Regions from separate parts of the Homo sapiens genome. Here regions 1, 2 and 4 are each linked to region 3. The links are chromatin contacts, found by Hi-C in ENCODE. All regions are on one chromosome and are shown on one strand. The core of a region is the stretch at or near the end of the contact, and the rest is flanking DNA. Distances in the headings are between cores, read along the strand shown.

Region 1 (3,640 bases), core at 86-2,585, 6.1 Mb before region 3:
AAAATTTCCCAAAGTAAAAGTTCATTTGAAGTTTCAGAAACTTAAAACAATGATTGAACAGATAAGTTGCAACAGACTTCATAAGCAGTTCAGTAAAAATGTAGACTTACGAAATGGCATATATCAAGATACAAAATAAGTTGCTTCTATAAGTTTCTTTTCTTAAAAAAAATTACTTGGAAATATTTCAAGTATATAGAACAGTAAAGGAAATAATTACAAGTGAACACCCATGTGCCCTCTACTTAGCTTAATGTTTTGCCACATTTTCAAGATATTTCTGGTAGAAAACAAACGTTATAGATACAAATGAACCCTTCTTGTTACATTCCCTTCTGTTCATCTCTGGAAGCAACCAGTATTCTGAATTTGGTATCTATCATTTCCTTATACAATTTTTAGTTTGATCTTACTTTTTTGTAATTATTAAACTTTTATTTATGGTATGTCATATATATCTTTCCGCAACCTGTCTTTTCATTTCTTCCTCAATATTAGGTTAATGACTCTATCCATATGAAAAATGGTAGCTTTAGTTCACTGATTTTTTGGTTCGTGTTGTATGTCAATTTGTTCAACAATGACACTTATTCATCCATTCTCCTATTAGTAGACATTTATTGTTTCACTAATATAAGCTATTTTGCTCTGAACTTTCTTGCACGTGCCTATAACTTAAAAATACACATACTTTTTTAAAACATGCAGTTAAACAGGAACATACACATTTCTTTAACATGTAGTTAAACAGGAAAAGTAACACATGTGCATGAAGAATACAACCAAGAGAGCCATCACGTTCAAGAAAAGACCACAGGTTATTCCGAGTGAAGTAAGGCTTTCACTAGAAGGCACTTGGGGAACGTTCCAATGACAGCGACATTCATCGCTACAGTAGAAACTCACACAATCGCAGCCCTTTATTAGTATTTTGTTACCCAGTAGTTCCTGTGTCCATTCATTTCCTCAACTGGAGTGTGAGCTCCAAGAGGACCGAACCGGGCACCGACAAGGTGAGCCAATATGAATGTGGCGAGTCCGCAATGGGGGCTACAGCGGCCGACCTCTGGGGCTGTGCCAGGCCACTAGAGTGTGATGGCGCGAGGGAAGGGTCGGGGAAACAGGGCCTAACCTCACTTTTCACCCCGAAAGTCAAGATAGCCACGGAAACAGGGATGAATGGGGAGCACAGACACCTGCCTCGAAGTGTCTCTTCACTTTCACTCACAAAGCCGTCGGGTCAGTAACCAGAAGCCGAGGGGCGGATGCGGCCCCCGCCCTGTGGCACTTTCTCAGTCTGGTTCTTCCAGCCGCGCCTCTTTGCCTTACGCCAATTCCGTAAGGAGGCGCTGAGGCCAACTGGCCGGCTCCCGCAGCTCCAAAACTTGACGTGAAATTGCGCGGGGCAGAGCTGACTGCGGCCATCTTTAATTCGGGCAAGACCCCACCCTCGCACCCCACCCACTAGTCCTTTTCAGCGTTCCCAGGATTTTCTCCAACAAATGTAACGCGGTTAACCTTAGAAGCAGTGTTGAAGAAACACGCAAAGAGGCCTGAGTATCCATGACCTCAGTGGTGCGAAACCCGGCCAACTTAAACATGGCGGCTAAACCCGAACAGCAAAACGTTGCTGACGCCAATGAAGTCATGCTCGAAATGGAGCGAGGCGGCGGAGCTGGGGAGGCGGTAATCTCGCGAGATGGAAGCCAGCCTCCGCTAGGCCCGGAAGCCTCGTCTGAGGGGGCGGGGGACGGAGGAGGGAGCGGGAGTCGAGCGAGAGCCTGTGGAGGAGTCCGCCTGCTGTAGCGTGCGTAAGCAAGGCAGCTACGCCGGGCGGCTACGCTGCGGAATCGGCGTAGGCGCCTTTGGAGAATCGGCGGGCTGCGCTCCGCTGGGGCTGGTCGCGGAGGGGGGGAGGGGATGTCGGTCAGTGCGAGATCCGCTGCTGCTGAGGAGAGGAGCGTCAACAGCAGCACCATGGGTGAGTCTCAGCTTCGGGTGCCGCGACTTGGGGTCAGCGGCTCCGAATGCCGGGAAGCTCTGCGGCCGCTGGACCGAGCTAGGGAACGCCCTGAGGCGAGGCGGAGGCAGCGGCGAGGGGAGCCGGGATGGGGGCCACTGCGGGCCCGGGGCGCGGCAGCGGCGGGCTCGGGGGGAGGGGAGGCGGCGGCGGTGACAGTTTGAATTGAACGTGAGGAGAGCCGAGGCGGCGGCATTTCCTGTGCCGCGGCGGGCTGGCCCCCGGCGCAGAGCCGCGGCCTCCGCGGCCGGAGCAGCCTGAGCGTGGTGGTCTCAGCCCTGCCCTTGCTTCTCTCCGTCCCTTCGCCTTTCCTCAGTCTCCTCCCGGGCCCGCCGGCTTCCGCGGCCCCGCTTCCTCCTGTCCCCGGCCGCATCCCCGTCGGCAGAAGTCCCCTCGTGGGGCAGTGGGCCTGGCTAGGAGGGTGGGGACGAGTGTGAACGCTCGGGCGAGGGTGCTGTGTGGGCCAACCCGGGCGGGCGGCGGCGGGGAGGGAGGAAGAAGGATGCACCAGGCTGAGGCTGTGGTGGAGGCGGCGGCGGCGGCTGCAGCCGCAGCTCCAGTCACCGCGTCGCCTCCCCGCTCCTCCTCCCGCCTCTCGGGGTTGCCTCTCTCCAGGCGCAGCCCGGAAGGCCGGTGGATGGCGGGCGAGTCTTGAGAACGGAGGGAGAATCGGTAGTTTGGTTTGGAATTTGGGCTTAATTTTTAGGAGTAAGGGAAAGAGAACGCCTGGGAAGGGCGCCCCCCGGAGGAGATAGAAAGGGTGGGAAGGGTCCTTGGAAAAGGGAGGGAGCGGAGATGTGGAGTGGCGAAGTTTAGGGAAATTAATTTTTGAAAATATTTCAATATTCTCAGTTATTCTCTTAACGAGCCCTTTCATTTCCTTTCCTCCCCCACATGTTGGAAAAAGAACAGGCCATTTCATTTACATTTTCCACTCCTGAGTTCCATTTCAGCTGTGTGTATAGTAAGAAATAAGCAACCGAGATTTTTCTAGGACATTTCCATTTGCTGAGTTACTTTTGAAGAGTACACTGTTTCAAATTTGGGTTTTTACAGTCCTAGGAAAGAATTTGTGACGTCCAGGTGTTTTCTTAGTTACTGAAATAATAACTTACTACATTTCTTGAGTTTATTGCTAAATAGTTCAGCTTTAAGAATTCTTTCTTCTGGCTTTTTTATTTTGATGAAAGGAAAAAATATCTTTGTTAGTGCCCCTGAGAATGTAAATGAACAGATCATCTAAATTACTAAGCATCTAACCTGTTTTACATATTTATGCACATGCAGGTGATGAGTATAGTCAGTTTTTCCCCCTAAAGTTTATGTGCAGACATGGGGAGGAGAGTATTTTAGACTTAAAAGTGTACAGGTAGGGATGAAATTTATGGAATCCTGATAGACTGAAGGGGGGATATAAACAATGACCAAGTCAGCTATTGCTGCTTGGATTCTTTATTTCTTCAGACTGCAAGGGAATGAGTAAGGGGTGGTTGGGTGGTGATGGGGGGGTGGTACGGTCGTGGCGGGAGAGCAGTAAACAATCTTTCATCTCATTCAGCTGTTCAGTGGGTGGGACTAAAGGAGATAAGAGTTGAGTGAAGCTATGAAATAAATGTGGAA
Region 2 (3,587 bases), core at 1,086-3,585, 6.1 Mb after region 3:
TCTTGTATGACATCACCTTCTACGGCTCCCAGCATTCGGGGGTTTGTCATACTACCTGTTCTACTCCTGCAAATTAACTTCAGAACACCATTCTTTTTTCCATCAATTTAAGAGCTGCATTTGCTAACCCACCCTCGGGCCATGTAGGAACAAGCATCGACTTTCACATCTGAGCAATTCTTTGTAAGTTCCATGTCATTTGCATGTTCAGAAAAGCAATATTTCGCCATGGTACATTGACATACCTATCAGCACTGTTATCACAATCCAGAGGCGCCTGTGTTTTTTCATTAACAACAGCCTGTGTTTTTTCATTAACAACACTTAACGCTGCTTCACTAGTTGTTTTCCAAATGTTCTGTAAGAAAAAATAATAAAATAATGTGAGAGAGCTGCTTATGAAAACCCAGTACATTTGGGAAAGTAATATTACTTCATTAACAAAATAGCAGTGGACCCCTGCTGTGCGCCCAGCACTGTGCTGGGCACCAGAGAAGCAACAGCGAGGAAAGCAGACAGCTTCATCCTCCCAGGGCTCCTGTTCTGCCAGAGGAAGCCAGAAAGCAAACATGTAGCCATAACAGCATCTGCTGGGGGTCGTGCTGCGGAAGAATAGAGCTGCAGGAGGGATTCGTGCGGGGTCGGGACGGGGTGGGGGTGGGGGGGGGGGGCGCGGTGCTTTTTTATACACAGGGTCAGAGAAGGCCGCTGTGTGTGACGACATCTAAGCAGAGCTGGAAGAGGAGGAATGCAGAGCTATGCCGAAGGTGGAGGCACACCTGCTTCACTGCAGGAGCAGCAGAAGTCTCGTGGGGCTGCAGCCACAAGTGGGAACCAAGAGAGCACAGGAGGTGACCTCAGAGTTACGGGAGGCCAAGTGGGGTCAGACTCAGGAAGTGGAGTTTCATTCTGAATGAGATGGAGGGTTCTGAGCACAAGAGTGGCACGCTCCAATGCACAGAAGCAACAGTGTGGTTGCGGTACTGAAGAGAGCCTGGCAGGCAGGAGTGGCAGCAGGGGATCCACTCAGAGGGCTATGAGGATGGCAGGTCTTGATTGTGGAGTGAAGGCAGAGGGTGAACACCTCTGAGGCTATGGGGTGGCCGGGCTGGCTGCTGGACTGGAAGTGAGATGGAGCCCAAGAGAGAACTCAGAGACAATGCCACTGGGCTTGCTCGGCCTGTGCACACTGAGAGCTTAGGTGGGGTGGGGGCATTGGAGGGCAGGTGAGGGGTGCTGGGAGCCCATCTTGGTCATGAGGCCTCTGTTGACCTTGCATTGACCTGTGCAGCTCTCCTTGTGACAAAATCTCAATCCTGGTGGCACCAGGAAAGCAGGGAGGTGCCCACGGCACAGGAGGAGGGGGGACACTTTTGGCCTACGGGAAGCTGGCCACCTTGTTTCCTACACAGGACGCCTGTCCAGAGACAACGCCCCACTGTGGACATGATTACAAAAAGCAGCCACCATCCCTCAGACTGAGGGCCCAGGGCCTCACTCTGGCTCTTGAGAGAGCTGTTACCAGAAGTAGTTCCAGCCAGTTAAGAAGTTAGTATAGGTTAACCAACGGCCCAGCCCCTCCCTGGGATGTGCGCTCCCTGTGCTGTGGGCCTTTTACAGATTTGTAACTACAGGACATCAGGTGCTTCATCTTTCAGGAGAACAACACAGGAAGGTGTCAAGAAGGCCAGAGTGGGAGCTGAAAGATGCCAGCTCGTGCCTGAGTGCATACGCCTGGCACCTGCCCCTCTTCTGTGACGAGAACAGGGAACCCCTCTGTGGCCTCCCAGAGCAGGACCTGGGTAGATCCTGGCAGTTTCCTGAGGATGTGAAACCCAGGGGCTGAGACAGCTGCATGTACCTACAACCCCTAAAAGGCATGGTGCTAGTGAGCAGCATGGGAGACACAGGGCTTTGCAAGACACTATCCTATAACTATGCCCAATCAGCAAACTGCCCAGCACGTCCAGGAGCTGGTGTATGGCCCTGTGTGACCTTCGCCTGAGCCCACTGGGGCTGTAGAGAGCAGAGCGGCCAGAATGCAGCTTGGAAATGGGTCTCCCAGTCAACCAAAACCAGAGAGCCCCCTGATTGCACATTTCACCAGGACCAAGCCCTTTGGGACATGATGGTCAAATCCTAAAGGCATCGATCTATGCCCAAAGCTGAGGTCCCAGGTGGCTGAACCTTGGAGTCACCTGGGTGGGGTGGGGTTGAAGCACCATCACCCTGAGCCACGCCACAGCATGTCTGTTAGAATCTTCAGAGGCAGGGCTTGTGCATGGTTTTGTTTGGTTTCTTTGACTTTTAAGCTCCCTAGGTGATTCTGCATAGCAGATCTGCACCAAGTGTTCAAGAAGCATGAGGTCTGTTTGCCCCCTTGTGTTTGGAGGTGAGGGCACTAAAAGCCTAAGGAAGTCACTGTATGTGGCTATTTACATTGTGTAATGTGAGAAACGCAGGTAATATCACCTCCCCTCTAAAACACCTCTCCCCAACCTCCTGTTCTCAGAACCATCAGACGCTCATCTTACTAAATATCCTTCCTTGGGAACCTAAAAATGCCTCCTTGAACTTTCGCTGACAAAAGTGATGGCAGAGCAGAGAAAAGCTCCCAAACACAAACACTGTGGGTTGAGATCAAATTCATTTCAATATAAACTCAGATGGATGTGCTACGGAGGGGGTGGTTTAATAACGCTGCTCTGCATGAGGAATACTGAAAAATGAACTGCAGGAGAGTCTTTGCCAAGGACAGCAGAGGTTCTGGGAGCTTCAAAGAGAACTGGCTTCTTTAAATTTGAACTAGAAACGCACAACTCTGGGCTGTCTGTGCATGTCCCTTTGGAACCAATGCTTATTCTGGGTGAAAAGCATGTCTCACTCAGAAGTTTTCACTCTTCTCTCGGACCCCACCCACAGATGTGAGAGTCACTCCTCTCACGCTTCTCCTCCATCTCCAGGGCATTGCCCAGGCCTTCAGACCCAAGCCCTGTTAGCTACTCTGATAAACAGATGCAAGGGAATTCACAAACATCCAGGTAGCCCAGTCTTAATTAATAGGGGTCTTCAACGAGCTCCCCACACTGCGCAAGTTAAGCAGGGTTTCAGTGCTTTGGCTGCTGGAAGCCTTGTCTGTGCTGGAGCCATCTCGGGGCAGCTCCCACTCCCCACCTGGGGGACAGCACCCACTCCCCACCCCGGGGATAGCCCCCACTCCCCGCTTGAGGGGCAGCCCCCACTCCCCACCTGAGGGCTACCCTCCTACTTCCCACCTGGGAGGCAGCCCCTACTCCCCACCTGCAGGGCAGCCCCCACTCCCCACCTGAGGGCTACCCCTCACTCCCCATCTGAGGGCTATCCCCTACTCCTCTGGGCTGGGCTAGCCCTGCCTGCACTTCTTATATGTGGAACTATGCTCTGGAGCTGAATTAAGGCTTTATAAGTCACACTTGCTTCATTGGCACAAACACACATGATAGGAAAACAATCCCTGATGAATTCCTGATGAAACATGGAGGTGCTTTTTAGCTGTACTGTACATGTACTGTATTCAGGAAGAAAAGCCTAATTTCCCCAGATCCAGG
Region 3 (3,343 bases), core at 607-3,106:
TATTGTCAACAATAACTGGCCTTTTCTTTATTGTCATAAATGTCCCTGCCAATAATACTAGATATGTAATCAAAGAATATCTACAACTCCAGTTACTGCTCTGTTTTTCCACATGTGATTTGGACCCTTTAGTCACAAATATAAGATGAAGTCTATTTACAGACACCTTTCCTTTGGCAGACACTAATTAAGAATGAGAAAGATAATGAGAAAATTTTGATAAATGAAGAATGAAGGAGAAACAAATGGTTCTCTCCAGGGTATTCCCAGAGCTCTGGCCTTGAAAGATGGGGCAAAGCAGGAATGTCAGGAATTGCAGGCATGAGAATGGAGGTGGCTGGAGATATTCCATAACCAGACCAGACAGACACTGCAGAGCACCGTGTGACATAGACTGGGGAGAAACCAGAAGGTCGGGGGAAGGGAAAAGCAAAGTCCAGAGGCCTGGACAGAGTCCAGACCAACATCCTTCCTGCTGCAGAGCTTTAGGTGGTGGACCCACAGTGGGATGTCTCATGGATGCCTTTCACAACACGGATTTGGCACTCACTCTTTGTCAAGAAAGGGGCCAGGCACCAGGGGTATATGCCAGATTTCCCACTGATGGTTGAGCTCCAGGCCCTATAAGCCTACAAAGGCTGGCTCAAGGAGGCCAGCTGTGAACACTCATGGCCCTGCAGTCTACCCTATGCCAACTCTAATGCTGGCAGGTTTTCACCTCACCTGCATTATTTTCTGCCTTTGCTGTATTTTGAAAGACAAACAGAAGATTATCTAACAAATACTGAAGTAGTCATTGGGATTACAGGGATCCACATGGTCAAAGGAGGTGAGGGGCGAACAATGAAGCTGTGTGTCCCAGGAGCTGTCAGTGTGCACATGGCTGGTCTATAGCATGAGAAAGGTAGGAGGAGGGCAGTGGATGTCAGTTTATGAAGGATAAAGGTTGTCAAAGTATTCCAATTAGGGGGCCGTCACCTACTAGCCTTCTGCTTTAAGAAGACCAGCCTGGCCAGGCGTAATGGTTCATGCCTGTAATCCCAGCACTTTGGAAGGCCAAGGCAGGTGGATCACCTGAGGTCAGGAGTTTGAGACCAGCCTGGCCAACATGGTGAAACCCTGTCTCTACTAAAAATACAAAAAATTAGCGGGTGTGATGGTGGATGCCTGTAATCCCAGCTATCTGGAAAGCTGAGGCAGGAGAATCACTTGAACCTGGGAGGCAGATGTTGCAGTGAGCCGAGATAGAGCCACTGCACTCTAGCCTGGGCAACAAGAGTGAAACTCCGTCTCAATTTAGAAAAAAGAGAAGACCAGGCTGACTACAACCCCAGGGACAGTCAGTGGCTTACACAGATCTTCTGGAACCTGATGTTATACAATTTGAGGAGCCCTTCTTAAGCAAAAAAATTCAAAACCAAGAATATATAATTAGGTATAAAACTGAACAGTTATTTAGAATGAGAAGATAAACCTCAAAAAAAATAGAACTTTAGAATGATGATAAATACCACAACCATAGGTTAAAACATGAGAATTCCAATAAATCTCTTTTGCAGAATTCTCATCAAGGAGGAAAGGAAAATGTATGAGGCCTGTATAATTGTATACACAGCATGGCGTGCTATATTCCTGAAAGGAGACAACTTCTGTTTTGACTAGCTGTCATTGAAAACAAAGTCCTCTGCTTACGATTTTACATATCTGACTTTGGAAGAATTTTCCAGAGACCAGCTTCCTGCTTTGTATATTTCAAACTTTGCTTCTCCTTGATTCTGCATAAACGTCTGGTGTCAGATGCTGCAGGACAAATTCATATCACCAGATGACGTTTGACCCTCCACTTCCTGTCACGAGGCTGGGTGCGTCAGTGCAGGGGGCCGTAGGAGTATTCCTAGAAGCCGTTCCTACACCAGGATGACTAGTAATAACTTAACTGCATTCAGAAACAACTACCAACCACAAAAATATCCCCTACTGAACCCAAACTAAATATATTCGCAACTCAACTTCCTTTTAGCTGGGGCCCCAAAGTGCTGGTGACGACGCTGACACCCTAACAGTAGGTGCACAGAGGGGAAGTCGAAACAGAAAGGGGAAGCAGTCTTAACCAATTATGGCTAAATATAGCTCACTTTTAATACATTTTACAAAAATATATGACCATGTGAACACATTGCAAGGTCTTCCCCCAGCTCTTGTAAGGGACCGTGCAAGTGAGGCCCTGAGCTGAAGTTTATTAGTTTATTAGCTAACAGGTAGATCTTTCTCTGAGGACTCACAGATCTATCTGGTGGTCTGACTGCAGCTGAGGACCCCAATCTGGAGTAATAGTAAATAGCTGTAGAAGCCAAGGATCAGAGGCGAGGCAATGCCATTGTAGTGGAAGGGATACATTCGAATGGTAATTAGCAGGTGGAACCAAGATGATTACAGTTTGGAAGAGGACAGAGTTAAAAATGTGGCACCATCTAGTCTGGCACTTGCCCCTCTTAATTTATCCAAAACATTGAACAACACTTAATAACTTGTGCCAGGCATAGTGCTTGCTGCCAAGCAGAGGGGAGGGTGTGTGACCTGGGCTGTGAACTCATACTGGCCGGCTCGCTGTAGCGTCCCCTGCCAGCCTCAGCTCCAGAGGATGTCTGTTTCTCCTCTACTCAGTCAGCAAGGGATCTTTCTCTTTGTTCTTACGAATGAGGCCACCCATTAAGATGTGTCTAGATACTTTGGCTCCCAGGTCACACCCAACTATTGCCTCTTTTTGATCCAATATATACTTTTTCCGTAAACTGGTCAAAACCCATACTTACACAGAGATGGAAAGAGGAGTATAATTTCAAATTGCAAGGGGAAGCTGGATATAACTCAGTTTTTAAATCTCGAATGTATATATTTTTGGCCTGATTTCCCACTCTGAACCCCCAAATCAGTAAAATCACAAGGTGAATGCAAACAGGAAAGAGAAAGGAGAAAACATGTCTGCCAGCCCATAGATATGACCCTGGGGCCCTGGGGGAAAAGAGAAAGCAGGCACTTTCCCATCATTACGGCTGCACCACCGCAGTAATGATGCCCTGAGAACATGAAAGCCAGCAGTAGGGGAAACCCCACCAAACATTTGAGATCCGCAGTCTAGGGATTACTCCCCGCCAGGCACTCGATCTTTGCACAAATCTTACAGCTAACGTGCTCCTTTCACAGGAAGCCTTTACTGCTTCTCAAATAATCCCGAAAGGAGAGTTGCTGGATGTCCCATAATGAATAAAACTGCTGATAGGAATGGAAAAAGTTTATGAAGGATTTGTAAACCCAAAATACCATATGTGGAGTCAGAACGTTT
Region 4 (3,652 bases), core at 826-3,325, 6.2 Mb before region 3:
AGATAGATTTCTATATTATCAAATTTAGAGCAAATAACTTATATTTGCTATCAACTAGCTCTTAAAATGATTATATCTTGATTACTCTAGTAAACAAACATCATCTATTTCTCTCTACATTTAAACTATTAAAACTCAACAATAAGAAAACAACTCATTTGAACAGTGGGCAAAAGATCTTGACAAGACATGTCATCAAAGAAGATATGCAGATAGCAAATAAGCATATGAAAAGATGCTTCACATCATATGTCATCAGGAAAATGCCAATTAAAACAACAGTGAGATACCACTACACAAACCTATAGGAATGGCCAAAATCCAGAATATGACAACCCCAGATGCTGCCAAGGGTGAGGAGCAACAGGAATTCTCATTCATTGCTGGTGGGAATGCAAAATGGTACAGCCACTTTGGGAAACATGTTGGCAGTTACTTATGAAACTAAGTTTCTATATCATAACACAAGTAGATATAAATATAACCAGTGGTAGGGTTTTTTTAGAGGCTGTATTATTTTTTAAGAATTTAAAGCTTTAAACCCAAATTTCTACTCAGAAAGATGAGCATTGTAATTTGATGAGATTACCCTTAGAATTCTTGCCAGTCAATGACTGCTTTTACACCAACTTACAGATTGTGCTGTGTTCAAATACATACTGAGGGGAATCTGATGAACTGACTGGCAACAGTCTTCAAATTCTTAAAGGTGAGGGGAAGAGTGCATCAGGTAAGAGCAAAGCTCCCGGAATCGGGATATCCAGGTCTGAATCTTGACTCTGCTGTGTCCTTGAGTGAGCTACTCAACTTGTCTACACCTCAGTTTCTTCATTCGTAAAATGAAGCTATGGTAGCTTCTACCTTATATGACGATTGACTGATAGGCTCCATGTTGAGTGTAAATTAAATAGTGCCTGGATAAGTACTCACTAAAGAATCGTGTTTTTTTTTTATTGTAAATTTCCAAAGAGAATGTTTTATACTTTTTAAAAAGTGTTTTTATTCCCCAATGCCCCTAACAGGAAATGACACCATCATTGTTACATGAGAAAATGATAAATGTTTTGAGAGGTCAATGTTCCACCCCAACTCATTCTCAGTGTTACTATTTTCACCAGGAAACAGTAGAAGTGACACAGGAGGTGGCCAGGGAAGTGCTGGGTAGACAAGGGTGGGGTTCCTGGCGAGGGCTCCACCCTCAGGCTTGTGCCCATGGACCTAAGTAAGAACAGGCACCCGTGTTTTCATGCCCAAATGTTGCATTTTCCAAGACCACTCTGGCCTGCCACACCCCCATCCTGTGCCCATAAAAACCCTGAGACCCTAGCGGGCGTGGACACAAGCAGTTGGACGTTGAGAGGAGCAGAGGAGCAGAAGAGCGCACCGACAGACACCAGCAGACAACAGCAGGCCATTGAGGCAAGACGATGCAGAAAATTCGGTCGGGGCAGTCAGAGGAGAGTCCAGCCGCTGGACAGCCTGACTCCAGGGGAAGACCGCCTTCCCACTCCATCCCCCTTCTGGCTCCCCATCCACCTTGCTGAGAGCAACCTCCACCACACAATAAAACCTTGCACCGATCTTCCAAGCCTACATGTTATCCGATTCTTTCCGGTACGCTAGGGCAAGAACTGAGGATACAGAGGCCCTCTGTCCTTGTCATACGGCAGAGGGTCTAATTGAGCTGGTTAACACAAGTTGCCTGCAGACGGCAAAACTGAAAGAGCACACTGTAACACATGCCCACTGGGGCTTCAGGAGCTGTAAATACTCAACCCTAGGCACTGCTGTGAGGTCGGAGCTCCATGGGTACCTTTTAACCACAAGTTTCAGCATTTCTTTTCAAGGAGAACTTATGTCTGGAAATATGGATGGAAGATGAACCGAGGACTCGTCTTTAACACCGCATGCTACTCTACTAAAGACTGAGAAAAATGTCAGTTGTCCGGAGCTCCCCACGACCTGTCTGCATGCTCCCCCTAGGGGTTTGAGCAGTGGGACACTGAACATGCGAGCCGCACATCTGTCGCATGTCCTGCCAGGGAGATAAGGAAACTTTCTGTTTCAGAAGTTCTACTTTGAGGCAAAACCAGGCCTCACATGGGCAAGAACATTGCTAGACCTCAGGCCTTGCTCTTAAACAGCAGCTGCGTACCCCAGCCCTGCACGGGAAGTGGGGAGGAGCTCTTGCTTCTTCCCACAACAAACAGGTTCTCACCTGTGCAGCTCCTGTGAATTACATGACATCAATGTGTATGTAGGTTCTTTTTTTATTTTTTTTTTATTTTTACTATTTTTATTTTTATTTTTTGAGATGGAGTCTTGCTCTTTCACCCAGGCCGGACTGCAGTGGCGCTATCTCGGCTCACTGCAAGCTCCGCCTCCCGGGTTCATGCCATTCTCCTGCCTCAGCCTCCTGAGTAGCTGGGATTACAGGCGCCTGCCACCACGCCCGGCTAATTTTTTGTATTTTTAGTAGAGATGGGTTTTCACCGTGTTAGTCAAGATGGTCTCGATCTCCTGACCTCGTGATCTGCCCGCCTCGGCCTCCCAAAGTGCTGGGATTACAGGCGTGAGCCACCGCACCCGGCCAATGTGTATGTAGGTTCTATCTTTTAGGGAAAGACACTGTAATGTGGAGCATTTCTCTTCAGAATCTACTTAAAACCAGATATTTCAGTTATTAGAGTGAATTAAAACTATTAAGTAGCACATAAAATATATTTTGACCAGTCAAACCTAATTGTAGACTGTTAGTGTAGACACCCATCAGCACACCTACACTCTCACAGACACAAGAGTATCTGTTTGTCTCTGTTGATATGGTTGGGAAGTTTTGCTTTGTGACCTGGGGAGTAGAACCAAGTGTTGCTGAGAGAGCTAAGAACCAAGAGGAGGAGGTTGGAAGGATGGTATGGATTCTCTTCCTTCCTAGCTCTTTGGATTTGGTTTTAGACCCCAATGGTTAGATGCATAAGAGCCAGAAAGCAGGGAAACTGTCCACAAAAAACCCTTTATGGTTCTCAGTTCCAAGCATCATTGCTTCAGCTCCCAGGTGACAAAGTGTAGCTCAGTGCTGAGATGAGAGGCCATTTTCCCTGCTTGTGCATAAAACCCCCTCTGCTTTGACAACCTGAGGACTGGCTGGGCTGGCAGGCCACTACAAGATGCATGGCACTAGCTTCCTCTTCTTAGGTGAGAGTCACCTGGGGTATGGACAGTGGGTCCGGCACTGGGGGAAGCACAGCAACCGCCCTAACAGACTCCTCCCAGAATCTCACACACTTCCAATGGACCAGCTTTCCCTCACCCCCACCAGGCAGCACAGGGCAGGACTGTGTTTTGAGCTTAATCAGCACTGCTTTCATGATGGGCTGTGACAACACTGAGGATTTCCATGTGGCCCTGCAGAAAGCAGACCTGGAGGAACCAGAGCAGGAGAGAAAGGACCAGGTGGATCCATGCGGTTATGGCAGCTGGTTTATAAACACGAATGACACACCCCATTGGAGACGCCCAGAAATAGCTGGAGGACACTGAGGTCAAGCTAAGAGTATGTTGTTACCTTTGTAATTTGGACATCAAAAGGAAATGTAACCTGATTTTATATGGTCTGGAGAGACCTGGACATGCTGTAATTAAACTATAATTG

Evidence for each region. Hi-C counts contacts between places; a loop is a spot of excess contacts on that map. Pooled maps may share reads with other maps.
Region 1: a loop to region 3 is called in a map with no recorded cell type, with 13 times the contacts of the local background. The contact joins the promoter of SEPTIN7-DT here to the enhancer-like site in region 3. A Hi-C loop is called at or near these places in 2 of 37 single-sample maps with no recorded cell type and 5 of 50 pooled maps.
Region 2: a loop to region 3 is called in a map with no recorded cell type, with 19 times the contacts of the local background. The contact joins two enhancer-like sites. A Hi-C loop is called at or near these places in 4 of 37 single-sample maps with no recorded cell type and 3 of 50 pooled maps.
Region 4: a map with no recorded cell type shows a loop between it and region 3 (28-fold over the local background). The contact joins two enhancer-like sites. A Hi-C loop is called at or near these places in 7 of 37 single-sample maps with no recorded cell type and 6 of 50 pooled maps.

What each region holds. Positions count from the first base shown.
Region 1 is chr7:35,799,290-35,802,929 of GRCh38, forward strand. It overlaps SEPTIN7-DT (SEPTIN7 divergent transcript), which reads right to left and starts at 1,336. Exons shown (of 5, transcript NR_120512.1): 1 at 1,201-1,336. SEPTIN7 (septin 7) reads left to right here and starts at 1,768. Exons shown (of 14, transcript NM_001788.6): 1 at 1,768-1,981. The coding sequence starts at 1,921. RefSeq lists enhancers at 1,000-1,059, 1,182-1,805, 1,420-1,809 and silencers at 1,960-2,199, 2,230-2,679.
Region 2 is chr7:47,936,601-47,940,187 of GRCh38, forward strand. It overlaps PKD1L1 (polycystin 1 like 1, transient receptor potential channel interacting), which reads right to left. Exons shown (of 57, transcript NM_138295.5): 4 at 246-358. Among named protein-coding and RNA genes, the nearest start is that of PKD1L1, 10 kb to the right of the region's middle. RefSeq lists enhancers at 1,046-1,125, 1,576-1,745. Within about 2 kb of position 2,336, at least 4 of the 41 ENCODE cell types and tissues checked have a DNase peak (open chromatin) inside an H3K27ac peak, as active enhancers do.
Region 3 is chr7:41,879,880-41,883,222 of GRCh38, forward strand. No RefSeq gene overlaps it. Among named protein-coding and RNA genes, the nearest start is that of INHBA, 180 kb to the left of the region's middle. RefSeq lists an enhancer at 1,560-2,109. Within about 2 kb of position 1,857, at least 12 of the 41 ENCODE cell types and tissues checked have a DNase peak (open chromatin) inside an H3K27ac peak, as active enhancers do.
Region 4 is chr7:35,723,401-35,727,052 of GRCh38, forward strand. No RefSeq gene overlaps it. Among named protein-coding and RNA genes, the nearest start is that of LINC03013, 8.8 kb to the left of the region's middle. Within about 2 kb of position 2,076, at least 7 of the 41 ENCODE cell types and tissues checked have a DNase peak (open chromatin) inside an H3K27ac peak, as active enhancers do.